Regions from separate parts of the Homo sapiens genome. Here region 1 is linked to region 2. A link is a contact called in ENCODE Hi-C or POLR2A ChIA-PET data. All regions are on one chromosome and are shown on one strand. Each heading gives the region's core, a stretch centred on a gene start or an enhancer-like site at or near the end of the contact. The rest is flanking DNA. Distances are from core to core; before and after follow the strand shown. Region 1 overlaps TMEM63A (transmembrane protein 63A). Region 2 overlaps LINC02765 (long intergenic non-protein coding RNA 2765).

Region 1 (6,645 bases), core at 1,029-3,528, 400 kb before region 2:
CTTTTAAGAGAATTCAGCTGCCTTCAGCCAAACCCTTTACTGAAGCTATGCAAACCTCTCGGCTTTCCAAGAAGGTTTGTGTCTATTTCCTATAACTTTATCTTAAATTTTCTCCCACCACCCTGACCGATCCCCTACACCTTGGGGTCACAGATAAGTGAGGAAGTGGGTAGGAGAGAGAAAGTGAAAAAAAACTAGTAGCCAGAGGTGCAGGATGCCTCATTTTGTGTTCAGGCAGTAGAGCAGCAGCCCCAGCCCTGGCTCCTTGCCAAAATAGCCGCCCCGGAGAGGAAGAGGACAGAGGTGTCTGTGTGGCCCTGCGAGGTCTCCAGCTCACAGCCCCATCCCCTGCAGGCCTCATCTACATCCTGCTCAAGCACATGGTGGACCGGCACAACCTCTACTTCGTCTACCTCCCAGCCAAGCTGGAGAAGGGGATCCACTTTGCCGCTGTGAACCAGGCCTTGGCAGCCCCCATCCTGTGCCTCTTCTGGCTCTACTTCTTTTCCTTCCTGCGCCTGGGTGAGCAGCCCTTCTGACCTGGGGCCAGCCCTTGGCCTCCCAGCCCTGCATCCCCACCAGCCAGTCAGATCCCTCATTGCTTTCACAGCATCAGCATGGCATCCAGTCAGAATGTGGTGCCCAGAGTGAGGGCTGGTTAGGTGTCCCATCAGAACGTGGTACCCAGAATGAGGGTTGGTTACATGTCTAGTCAGAATGTGGTGCCCAGAGTGAGGACTGGTTAGGTGTCCAATCAAAACATGATACCCAGGGTGAGGGGCTGGTTGGGTGTGGTGTTGACAGCCTGGCTCCTAAGCTAGCCCGAGTGCAGGTGTAACCCTTGTGAAGGCCTGGTCAATTGTCCCATACATCCCTGGAGAGAAGATAGTGCCTTTATCAGCTGTGCAGGGACTGAACCAGAGGAAATGGGGAAGCTGATCCAGATTTGCCCTTTGAGGCTGGTGGTTGGGCCCAGCTCCTTGTACCTCCTGGCATGGAAGAGGTGGGGACGTGGAGGAGAGAAAACTGACACTCCTGGGGGAAAGACACGTCTGCCCCGGTCAGACTGGGGGTGTGGGAGGGTCCATCCTCTCTAGCCCAGGGCACTGGAGACTGGAGGGAACGGACCAGCAAGGAGGCTGAAGAATTGCCATTGACTTGGCACCCCAGTGCCTGAAATCTGACCAGGGATGATGCCAGTCATTCAGTGGGTCCCTCTGTGTGTTCCTGGCTGTGAAGACACCATCCTTGCTGCTGGAGTTGAGGGGTGGGGGTGGGGGGTTAGGCCTTACCTTTATTTTCTGCCTGAGGGAGAAGTCACGGGCAGTTTCCACACCAGGTGCGGCCCCTTCCTCAGCAGGGTGAGGGTAGGTGGTGGCCCCTCCCTGCCCACCCCAAGGCTAGCCACCCTCTATCACCAGGTATGAAGGCCCCCGCCACTCTGTTCACCTTCCTGGTGCTGCTGCTCACCATCCTGGTCTGCCTGGCTCACACCTGCTTTGGATGCTTCAAGCACCTCAGCCCTCTGAACTACAAAGTAAAGGCCCCCGACCCCACTGCCCGGTCAAGCCCTGGGAGGAACAGATGGTGGGACGGGCTCGCTGTCAACCCCGCCCACCCTTGTCTGTATCAACACAGCAGCAGCCTTCTCCAGATTCTGCTTCTCCATGGGAAAGGCGTGGGTGGTTGGGTGCCATGTGTAGCTTCCCTTCCTCCCCTCATCCCTGCACTCCCCCACCCCATCCTCTCTCGGGCTGCTGGGGAGCTTGGTGCCAGCTGGTACTATTATTCCGGGTGTTAATAGTCTGTGTGTTTGGAGGGTGTTTGTTCACAGAGATCAGTTTTGTTTATCATCGCAAGTTTTTGCTGTTATCTGCAGACAGAAGAGCCTGCAAGTGACAAAGGAAGTGAGGCAGAGGCCCACATGCCCCCACCGTTCACAGTAAGCTGTGCCCCTCAGCCTCTGAGCTTGTCGCCCTTTTTTTTGCTTTGGTTGTAACAGTCCCAACCAGATGGGCCCCGGCAAATCTTTGATCATCTCTTGCTAAGATCACATGGCAGGCAAGTTTGTGAATTAATGGCAGAGAAGGAATCCTGGTCCCCCTGGGTATTTTAACCTGCATATTTGAAACTGTTGAGGAGATAGAGTCTTGTCTCGATTCATGGCCATCCCCCTTGGTTTCAGTTCCCTGCTCTCTTTCCTTCTCTGCATATTTAATGCCTGGTGAGTTTGGGGCTTTAGTGAAGGCACATGGTAAGGCGCTAGGGTTTGACAAAGGTTTGTCATCAGCGATGCACCTGCCTGTGCGAGGTCCTCCACTAGGCTCCAAGAGGGTGTCAGGCAGACTTCCCTTTGAATTCAAGAAATGAACATTGCACCTGCTTCAGAGGAAGACCCCATGGTAGAGAGACACAGGGCTCCTTGCCTTCCTAGTTCTCTCTGCACACAGCCTCCAGGGTCCTGCTCCTAGGGTGGGGCTGGGAAGGGAAAGCAGAGCCCCAGGGTTCCAGAGCTGTAGTCACCAGCCTTCCTGACAGCCGTGGCCAGGACAGAGCCGACCTCATCTGCAGGGTTCTTTCTGGTGGCTGCCTCCCAGGTGTCAGGCTCTCTTATCGGTGTCTGTCCTTGGACAAGTTCCAAACAAGGGAGGGCCTCAGAAGGACTCATTACCCAGCGACACACCTGTGGCTATGCTGGCCAAGCAGGGAACATGCAGGACAGGTGGATGATGTCAAGCCCTCACAGCCAGGGTCTCAGGAGGAGTATGGCAGGGCTCTGTGCCTGGGGTCAGTGGCTGGAGCCTGGGATTGGGAGGAAATGAGACTCAAAATGAGACTCACACAGATATGTTGAGCATCCCAGGGGTCCCAGGGCAGCGTTCTAAGCCCCCCTATATAGGTAGACTTGTTTCTTCTACAAAGTGAGAAATCCTCCTAGGATCCAGGGCTAGGAAGTTTAGTTTCCTCTGAGAACTGCTCTCTTGTGCTTCCTTCTGTGATCATGAGAACTGTATAACTGTGCTTTCTCTTTTGCCCTGGCTGCTAGGAAATTCTGCAGGTGTCATATTTTCGGTCTTAATGTCCTAAATGGATGTCGGTGTTTCTTCATATGTCCTTTATGGCCACTGTCTGTGTCCTGTTGGGAGAAGGGCAGGAGGGGAGGGATGCAGTGTGGAAGCTCATGCCTGTCCAGGCCAAGCACAAATCCATTTGCTGACAGCCCTACGTGCCTCGGATTCTGAACGGCTTGGCCTCGGAGAGGACAGCACTGTCTCCGCAGCAGCAGCAGCAGCAGACCTATGGTGCCATCCACAACATCAGCGGGACTATCCCTGGACAGTGCTTGGCGCAGAGCGCCACGGGCAGTGTGGCTGCTGCCCCCCAGGAGGCCTGAGGCTGGGTGAGCTGCTGGCTGGGCCAGGCTCAGGGGAGCCTGTGGGGTGAGAAGACAGGTGAAGCGGCCTGACTCCCAAGTTCATGACTTCTTCCCATCTGTTTTAGGTCTCACTGCTCTGAAAAGACACAACCAGAATGGCCTGGGGCTCAGGCCCTTGGCTGAGTGGGAATGCGTTGGGACTGCCCAGCTGAGCTATCAGGTGCCCATCTTTTCTGGTCCCAGCAGTGGTGAGGAGAGCACAGGCAGGCCTCGCCCCTCCCTTGCTCACCCAGTTTCCCCTCCGGCACAAGCTTCCAGCTCTGCAGCTGGGGTGACATCCCCAGTGGTTTGTCGCCAAGACCATGTGGTGGACTTTTCGCCCCCCAAACTGATGAGTCCGGGAGAATATATGGAGAGAGAGATGTAACAAGGGGAAGGCCTCCTCCCTTCTGAGCACACACACAACCGATAACCAAAGAGATGCTGCAGTCCAGGTCTGAGGTCCCGCTGGCATCCAGCTCCCTGCTCCATGGCCAGTCCCTCCCCAGCCCAGCAGTCCCTCCAGGCTACATCCAGGAGTAAGCTATGGGGAACAGGTTGGGAGGTGGCCAGTGCTCCTGCCAGCTGTGCACACATCTCTGTATCCCGCTAGAGTTCTGTGTTTTTGTATCATGTTGTCAGGGACGCTAGCTGGGTCAGGGTTACCCCATAGCAGGCAGGGACAAGGACCACTCATAATATGCCCATTGGACCACAGTTAAGATCCAGCCTCTCTCACCTCTTCAGGGCTGAGTGCATGAGTCTGCACCTCCAGGCAGGCTCTGTGCAGTACTCACCCCCTCCGTCTGCTCCCTCCAAGGTGTGGGGGTGGGCAGTGCTCAGGGCCTCCTCGGAGCCAAAGGACAGCATGGTCGGCACAGAGGAAGGGGTACCTGGGCTGGGTGCAGGGCCATCCCACTGCCCTTGAGCTGTGGCTCTGGCAGGAAGGAGGGGCAGCCCATCCCTCTTCTCCCTCCTGGGGATTCTGGGGAATGGGATGCAACTTAAGACTTCTGCCTGAGAAGCCTCCTCCCTGCTGCCTCCAGGGGGCACCAAGGCACAAGCCTGTGCAGTAGGGGCGGGATGGGGGTGTGGAAGAGCAGGTCCAGGCTCCTAGCACAACTGGCCTGGGGCCTTGGCACCTCTGTAGGCCCTGCCTGTGCCTGTCCGCTGGCCTGGGGGGCCTGGGCTTATCTGGGCCTTCTCACTCAGGGACTCTCTTGACGCTGACTTGCCCCCGCAGTGGTGGCCAGTGCTGCCTCTGCTCCAAGCTGCCCCTGCGCTGGGAGGGGTGGGGGCGGTGCCATTGGTCTGGTGCAGCATAGCCCTGGCCAGTGGCCTCATCCCCAGCAGGCCTCCCGTGCCTCTGCCAGCAAGGAGGGGCCGGCCAGCTCTGCTTGCACAGGGGGCCCCATGTGGGGTCAGCGCACGCTCATGTCACTGAGTTCCAGCCGCTTTTAGAGTAAAGTCGTTTATCATCAAAGCCATGTTGCTTACCACACGGAGTTGGGGGTTGGGGAGTGAGCTTGGAGGGGTGAGGGGGTGAGCGTGGGCTCCCAGCATGGGCAGGGGACGGAGGCAAACTCATTCCTCAGAAAAGGGGTATCTTCCCCAAGAAAAGCCTGGAGGGCACTTGTGGGGGGAGGTGGCAGGCGGGGGGAGAGGGGTGGGTCATTGCCGCTCCAGCACCGACAGGAACTTGCGGATGTCCTGGGCGAGCAGCTCCGGCTCCTCAAAGGCCGCAAAGTGGCCCCCACGAACCATGTAGGAATAGGAGATGAGCTTTGGGTACTTGAACCTCACCCACTTTTCAGGCGTGTGCAATAGCTCAAAAGGGAAGGCAGAGAAGCCAGTGGGCACATAGACCTTCATCCTGGAAGTGAAAGAGCCGACGGAGGGGTGAGGCTGTGGCCCTGCGCCCCTCCGTCCTGCACAGCAGGGGGTTAAAGCGCCTGGGGGTGAGATCAGCTGGCCCACCCACAAGGAGCCATAAAGAAAAGGACAAATCCAGGGTCTCAACCGCTCTCCCCTCACTGAGGGCCTTCTCTTTTCTGGGAGGGCCACCCAGGCAGGGGCATGGGACAGCCTCTAAATCCCCACCTTTGAGGGTTTCCATGTGAGACTTGGAAATCCCAGAACCATCAGTGCCACTCCAGACCAGCATCCTAGACTGGGGAGCGGTACTGAGGGCCGCCCGGGAGCCAGGCACCTGGTCCCTCCATGAGGGCTTTCTCCAAACACCTCGACCTTTAGTGTTCCCATCCAAGGGCCCCTGGGGCACCTGCAGGCAAGGCTATACTTATCCCACCACCAAGTGCCCTTCGTGGAGCCCAAGACTGGCCGTCCCCCTGCCTCCAGCCTCAGAGGCCCCTGTTCTCGGCTCAGCCAGGCTCACCGCTCATGCTTCTGGGTCATCCAGCCCTGTCCCAGGTTCTCCTTGTAGAAGCGCTGGGAGGAGATGATGGTGCCTGTTGTCCAGTAGAGCATGACGTTGGTCAGCAGGTCGTCCAGGGAGAACTTCCTGGGAACGCAGAACACAAAGCCCCACTCTCAGTGCCACATGCAGTTGTGTGACAAAGGGCAGCCAGAAAGTCCTACAAATGCCAGGCCCTGCCCATGCGGCTTCCCTCCTCAGACCTCATGCAACGTGTGTGGTATCCTCGTGTCACAGGCAGGCTGCGCCCAGGGCACTAGACTGGAGCGCATGGATTTAGTTGAAGTGTCTCTTATCACCCCAAGGTCCTCCCCCCACCCACCTTGCCTCTACACACCTGTCCCCTCTCTCCTGCCACTGACCTCTCCTCCCTCCCCTCAACCCCTGCACCGTGAAACTGCTCAGGGCACCAGCTACTGTGGTGACCACATACCAGGCAGCATGTTCTAAGCTCCTTACCTTCTTTTAATTCATGTTTTCCTCTCAACAGCCTATGGGACATAGGTACTATTATCTCCATTTTACTTATTAAGTGGAGAATCCAAACCTAGCCAGCTTGGGTCCAGGATGCATACTCCACAGCCCCCACCCCACCTTCCACTTTCCCCAGAGCACGCCCTCCCAACCCTACCTTCCTCACTCAAACCCTGAATCTCTAGCAACAGCAGCAGGGAGCAGGGACAGAGATAAAGGGAACAGCCTTTTCAATGTGATTTTGGTGGCAAAATGAAAACTGGTCAATGAAAACTAGTTCCAGTATACACATCACCTCTGTGAACTGGATTTCTGCAAGTTG
Region 2 (6,563 bases), core at 2,521-5,020:
GGGTCACCAAGTAAGACACAGAATTTGCCCTTGGGGTGCAGAAATAGTGGGTACCCAAGGCAGGATGCCCCAGGCACCATGAGGACATCCAGACAGGGGGGTCAGCAGCCTGGGACTCAATGAGAGGGAGGCGCTGAAACCCAGAGGCCACCCCAAAGTTCAGACCCTGAGAGGGTTAACTTTTGCCCACCCCCACCAAGCCGGACTCTTTTCTCACCAGAGTGGACACAACCTGAAAACCAACTGGACTGAGCATCCTTCTCCTAAAATCTCAGCCAGAAGCCACGATGGAGGGTCCTGGGAAGGGAAGAGATGTGAAGATTTCTGTGATTCTAAAACCTTGGGTCTGCCTGCAAACTTCTCTCTGATCCCAGCCGAGAGCTGTGCACACGCTAGCTAGCCCTGTCACACAATAGCCCAGTGTTCCCGTCACAGTGCCTGGGAATGAGAGGCTTTTGAGGCCACAGAGCTATGACAAGTCCCCAGGTTGAATTGACTCTGGGAGGACAAATTTCTGAGAGACTCACGGGACCCTTATCCAGGACAACCTCACAAAGATCCCTGAAACTGAGCTTCCTCTGCTTCGTGCATAGTTTGAGGTATAAACTTTCCTTGTGTCTCGGTCAGATGAAGTGAAGGATGAATATTATCCCAGGCTAAAGTAACGAAAAGTCCAGAAGCCAGCGATGACAGAGATGTGTGTGGAAGAAGGCTGTGAGCATTTCCATCAAACCCTGTGAGTTTCCGAAGATCTTATCCCGAAGATATGTGTTTGGCCAATAAAACACTGAATAAAAATCCATCATGTTTCCAGAGCCAAGTCGACTTCTGCTGGGCTGGGGTGAGGCAGAGGCAGAATCAGACCTTATAAAGATGTTTTGAATAGCGGCTGTTCTGGGATCGCAGCCCAGTGACAGTGAATGCTTTCTGAGTTCTCGGATGAGAAGGAACAGAGTGACAGACTGACCATAACTGGCCACTGTGGTGTGTGCTCAGCTCCAGACCAGCACCTTATTTGGTGGGGGGAGAGGGTTCAAGGCCCCAGCGAGACAGTGAGTCCTGGTAGGGAAGGAACTCTGGCCAAGCTGCAGGCTGTGCAGTGGAGTGGGTTAGGAGGGGCCCTCGGGGAGGGAAGAACAAGGAGAGAGGGAAGTGAGAGGAAAGGAGGTTTCTCCTTCATCTAAATCCCAAGTATACACCCTTCTAAGGTCTGTTCTGGCCCTTCCCTAGGGAGTGCCTTCCCCTCTACCTGCCAGGTCCCATAGATAAGGATGTCCTCCCCTGCAGGCGCCTGGCCTCCATCACAGCATGCCCACTCTGTGCCCGCTGCAACCTCCTCTGACTCTCCCACTAGACCGGTGCCTGGTACACATGCTCCTGCGTGCATGAACATCGGTCAGCTATGGGTCCTCAAGATGACAAAACCCCCTGCTCCTGTGTCCTCACGGGGATCTGCACCAGCACTGGGCTGAACACTCTCCCTGCAATCTGTCAGTCACGTCTTCTGTAGCATTTTCTTTCTGGCAACAACGGTTGGGGTCATTAAAAGTGTCTTTGAAATGCAACCTTTTAATTACAGGAGGAATACTGCCCCTGGGAAGGGGCCTTTCTTCAAATGCTCCAGGAATTCCTTGGCCAATACACTCCAGGGGGAACACAGCCCAAAACGGGCCTGTGGCTGTGATCAGACCCAGGCATCCTGTCAAAACAGGAGCCTGGGAAGGGGAAGCTCAGGGAAGGAAAGGGGCTCCTCTTGGGAAGAGCAGGGGTGCTGGAGGAAGAAACCCACCCAGTCCCCTTTGGGCCTAACTTAAGATATGCTCACCGGCTCTCTAGCACGCAGTTTTCCCCAGGAGGTCCCTTGGCCATGACCCAAAGTTAGGAACTAGGGGTCTGCGGACGCCTCCTCCTCCCATATCAGAATATGCTCTCCACCGCCTGCACGGTGGCATTGGCTTTCTGGAGCTTTAGGGCCAGCAGGGGCAGCAACCATCTTCCCACGTGTCTCAGGCTGACTGCACACAGCTCCTCTCTTTGTTTTCAGAAGCCAAAAAGAGCCAGGCAGGCCAAAGCGGGAAAAGGGGGGGCTTCTAGGAAACACCTGGGGTGGCTGGGCAGAGGTGAGATGTGACCCTGGCTAGCCTGAGGGCTCCCTGTGGCTTTCGATGGCCAGCCTGTGATAAAGCCCTGAGAACTCCATCTCCTGTGATTTTCCTGGGGTACTGATTTTCCCCTCCCTGGGAGTCTAGGTGTTTGTTTATAATATCCAAGAATGCTAATTGAGATCAAAGTGACTCTGAAGTTCACCCTGGGGGTGCTGCAGTCTGAAAGGTGTTTTGCAAAGACACGATCTTGGTTAGCCCTTCCCTGGCGCTATGCTGCAGGAAGCTTCTCACAGGGAATAGTCCACACTGTAATCTACCTCAGGCAGGTGTGCTGCTGGGAAACTCAGTTAATGATGTCTAATCTTTAAGAGCCATGGGAAACTCAGGAAGACCTAGCTGGACAGATACTACTCAGACATTTTCTCAAATAAGTGTGGCAGAGCCACTCCTCATCTGGTTCTTCCAGTCTTAGTTACCTGCCGAGCCAGGTGTGGCAGGTGTCAGGTACAGGGATCTGGGAGCTCAGAGAGCAGTAGCAGGAGCTTTAGGCTTCAGTTTTTTCTCCCACTTGATGGCCCCAGACGCCTTGGTGAAGTGAAATGCTCCCTGCCTGGGGCTCCAGGATGCCTTCGAGTGACTGCCTTAAGGTTATTGTGTTTTCTTGTGGCTACGCCAGGATGTTCTGCTTCACCAAGCATTTCCATCCTCAATCGTCATGTCCCTACTGAAACTCTGTGTTCTCTTCTCAAGCAATTTTCTGGTAAAAACATTTTCCTGGCTAGCCTGTAAGCATTGCTGTCTAGCTTTTGTGTTAGCACTGATTCAGATGGCCACTACCCACTCTGTGCAGCAGACTTTCAAGACCAAGCAGACTGATAGGCAGGCAGGAGGGTGGAGTTCTCTACCTGCTGGAATGCCCTGAGGCCCAGAGAAGGGATGGACAGGGCATCAGTGTCTCTCCCGTGTCTCTCTTGCCTTCAACCACTGACTCACCCATGTTGTTTCTCACTTAAGTTAAAACACACAGAGGGGCTGTTCTTAGAGAAAGTCTAACTCGGCTGGGCGTAGTGGCTCACGCTTACAATCCAGCACTTTGGGAGGCCGAGGCAGGCAGGTCATCTGAGGTCAGGAGTTTCAGACCAGCCTGGCCAACATGGTGAAACCCCGTCTCTACTAAAAATACAAAAATTAGCTGGGCATGGTGGCGCACACCTGTAGTCCCAGCTATTCAGGAGGCTGAGGCAGAGAATCGCTTGAACCTGGCAGGCAGAGGTTGCAGTAAGCAGAGATCACCATTGCACTCTAGCCTAGGTAACAAGATCGAAACTGTCTTAAAAAAAAAAAAGTCTAACTCTACTTTTGATCAAATTGTATTCTTGCAAACAATTTTGCAAGAAATTGATTGTCTCATTTTGATGCCATGATGACATTTTGGGAAATGTTTCCAAGTTGTTACAGTTTTCTAGCTGCCAGGACCTGGGTGCTTCCTGTGGCAGACAAAGGGTGACTCCGCGCATAGGGTGCCAAGAGGGAGGGCTCCACTCCATTCTGAACTTTTACACATCAGCCTCCTGCAAGATAAGCTTCCTGGTTTTCATATTACAACATGAACCAAACCGCAGAGGTTATGACTTCTCTGTGTTTTAAGCCCTGCCCACTTCCTGCTCACGTGCCTGGTCTGCAACGACCATTTATTTCAGGATGTGAAGTCAAAAGCAAAGCCCAAACAATAGTGAGCGGCTTCTGAGCCAAGCTCGTCAGCCTGCTAACCCACTCAGAACTGCCCCATCTTCAACATGAACAAGTGCTTCTGGAACAAATACCAGCCAATTTCACACAGTCCAGGCCTTTGACATGAAATACGGATCAGCTCTACATTTATGCACGACAATGTCGATTTGTTATCTGTTGGAGTGATTGTATACCTTCGGTGGTAGAACTGAGGTTCCCAGGGGAGCTATTAAGAAAAAAGCTTTTCTGGCACGGGTGCGGTGGCTCACGCCTGTAATCCCAGCACTTTGGGAGGCCAAGGCTGGTAGATCACCTGAGGTCAGGAGTTCGAGGCCAGCCTGGCCAACATGGTGAAACCCCATCTCTACTAAAAATACAAAAATTAGTTGGGCGTGATGGCGCATGCCTGTAATCCCAGCTACTTGGGAGGCTGAGGCAGGAGAATTGCTTGAACCTGAGAGGCAGAGATTGCAGTGAGCCAAGATCGAGCCACTGCACTCCAGCCTGGGTGACAGAGCAAGACTCCATCTCAAAAAAAAAGAAAGAAAGAAAGAAAGAGTTTTTCTGGCTAGGTGTGGTGGCTTATGCCTGTAGTCTCAGCTACTTGGGAGGCTGAGGTGGGAGGATTGCTTGAGCTGGGGGAGTTTGAGGCTGCAGTGAGCTATCACACCACTGCACTCCAGCATGGGTGACAGAGCAAGACCCTGTCTCGGGGGAGAAAAAAAAATGCAAATGCTTTCCTGACAGAACTAAGAGAGTTTGGAACTAGGGTTCTATAAAGTCAGCCCTGGTGTGGGACTTCTGTTATTACAGAGAGTACAGAAAGTGTCCTAAAAGGACAGCTGGGTGGCTGGGCATGGTGGCTCACATCTGTAATCCCAGCACTTCGGGAGCAGAGGTAGGCGGATCACCTGAGGTCAGGAGTTCGAGACCAGACTGGCCAACATGGTGAAACCCTATCTCTACTAAAAATACAGAATTAGCTTGGCATGGTGGTGCATGCCTGTAATCCCAGCTACTTGGGAGGCTGAGGCAGGAGAATCATTTGAACCCAGGAGGTGGAGGTTGCAGTAAGCTGAGATTGCACCATGGCACTCCAACCTGGCCAAAAAGAGCGAAACTCCATCTCAAAAAAAAAAAAAAAAAAAAAAAAAAAAAAGACAGCTGGCCAAACAGCAATAGGCTGATCATGTGTATTTAGCGCACATGGGCACAGCCCATGGCACCAAGGGGGACATCGAGGTCACAGATGAAAAGACTTGCTCTCATAGTGCTTACAGTTTATGAGCCAACAGCCACGTTAAGCAACAGCCTTCACTGGATATATAATTAGGGGTGGGGTAGACACTTTCTACACCAAAGACAACTCTTTAGGCTCCAGATGGGATTCCGGCTGCTCCTGACTGGTCTCTCTTAGTCCTTCATACATCACACACCGTGGACTCTGAGTTACACGCCACTGGTCTCTCTTCCCAGCTCAGCCACTCACTCCGTGTGTCAGCCGGAGCAGGTCATTCAACCATTCTTTCAGTTTCTTCACCTGTGGAATGGGGATAAATGGACCTATCTCACAAGGACATTGAAAGGATTAATAGAGCGATTGCATGCAAAATGCTGGCACCTAGTGGAGTTGTAATCAGAGTAGAAAGACACTATCATGCGTCTCTGTATTCCCAGATACTGGCTGGCCTGCAGCGAGCCACAGCGTTACCATGGGTGGGCCCGTGGGAAGGGGCAAGCATTGACCTAACTCCTCACATTTCCTTATTTTTCTCTCCCCTCTGTTATATCCTTTCTAAATAGTCATTCCAGGATATACAACTCCCTGCCCCTGAACACTTCTGTGGGGTGGCCTGGCTGAGAGCCCAGATTCCCAGGAGAGCCCTGCACGCAGCCAGCTCTCTGTCGCCCCCCTCTCAGGAGAGGCAGGTGGGCAGACCCTGAAACCTAACAGTCCTGAAACGCGCTGAGCATGTCCACGTTACCACAGCAGCCAGGTCACCTCTCCAGGGTGGCATCTTTTCTGCCTCCATTCTTCTTCTTCCTTACCATTTTTTTTTGGCCCTCCGTGTGTGTGTGTGTGTGTGTGTGTGTGTGTGTGTGTGTGTGTGTGTGTTTTGAGATAGAGTCTTGCTCTGTTGCCCAGGCTGGAGTGCAGTGGCGTGATCTCAGCTCACTGCAACATCTGCCTCCCGGGTTCACAGGATTCTCCTGCCTCAGCCTCCTGAGTAGCTGGGATTACAGGTGCCTGCTACCATGCCCAGCTAATTTTTTGTATTTTTAGTAGAGATGGGGTTTTACTATGTTGGCCAGATGGGTCTTGAACTCCTGACCTCGTGATCTGCCCGTCTCGGCCTCCCAAAGTCCTGGAATTACAGGTGTGAGCCAGCTCATGTGTTTGTTTTATGCATCCAATAAATCATGAGAAGGACAAAAAGACCACTATGGTGGGGAAATAGTGCCTGTCTTCAGTTAGCAGTGAGAGGCCAGCAGGTAGGTCACACAGACATGTGGCACCAGTTTTGAAGGGGGACATGTAACACAAGTCTTTGTTAGCCAGGATAAGTCCTTCTGCTGGCTGTGCCGGGCCTCACCTGCACCAGGAAGCCCTCACAGGGCTCTGGCATCCAGCAGGGTGCTCTGTGCAGGTGTTTTGGAGAGCATCATGGTGGAGGGTGTTCCTCCTTCTGCAGAGGAGAAGGCACTCATTCCCTGTGTCAACCGGAG

Evidence for each region. A loop is a pair of places that touch in the nucleus more often than their neighbours do. ChIA-PET counts read pairs that join two places held with the same protein, here RNA polymerase II (POLR2A). Pooled maps may share reads with other maps.
Region 1: a pooled map shows a loop between it and region 2 (3-fold over the local background). The contact joins two enhancer-like sites. A Hi-C loop is called at or near these places in 3 of 50 pooled maps. POLR2A ChIA-PET finds 5 or more read pairs at or near these places in 3 of 52 experiments (OCI-LY7, activated CD4-positive, alpha-beta memory T cell and naive thymus-derived CD8-positive, alpha-beta T cell).

The regions. Positions count from the first base shown.
Region 1 is chr1:225,843,789-225,850,433 of GRCh38, reverse strand. It overlaps TMEM63A (transmembrane protein 63A), which reads left to right. Exons shown (of 25, transcript NM_014698.3): 21 at 355-522; 22 at 1,422-1,537; 23 at 1,880-1,942; 24 at 3,221-3,400; 25 at 3,502-4,898. The coding sequence ends at 3,394. EPHX1 (epoxide hydrolase 1) reads right to left here. Exons shown (of 9, transcript NM_001136018.4): 8 at 5,811-5,936; 9 at 4,871-5,288. The coding sequence ends at 5,087. Among named protein-coding and RNA genes, the nearest start is that of TMEM63A, 35 kb to the left of the region's middle. RefSeq lists enhancers at 1-204, 2,033-2,082, 3,718-4,528. Within about 2 kb of position 2,278, at least 12 of the 41 ENCODE cell types and tissues checked have a DNase peak (open chromatin) inside an H3K27ac peak, as active enhancers do; they include OCI-LY7, where a contact is called at or near this core.
Region 2 is chr1:225,442,243-225,448,805 of GRCh38, reverse strand. LINC02765 (long intergenic non-protein coding RNA 2765) reads left to right here. Exons shown (of 3, transcript NR_187303.1): 3 at 221-802. Among named protein-coding and RNA genes, the nearest start is that of LBR, 17 kb to the right of the region's middle. RefSeq lists enhancers at 974-1,533, 1,534-2,094, 2,095-2,655, 3,551-3,600, 4,101-4,170 and a cis regulatory region at 3,457-3,996. Within about 2 kb of position 3,770, at least 31 of the 41 ENCODE cell types and tissues checked have a DNase peak (open chromatin) inside an H3K27ac peak, as active enhancers do; they include OCI-LY7, where a contact is called at or near this core.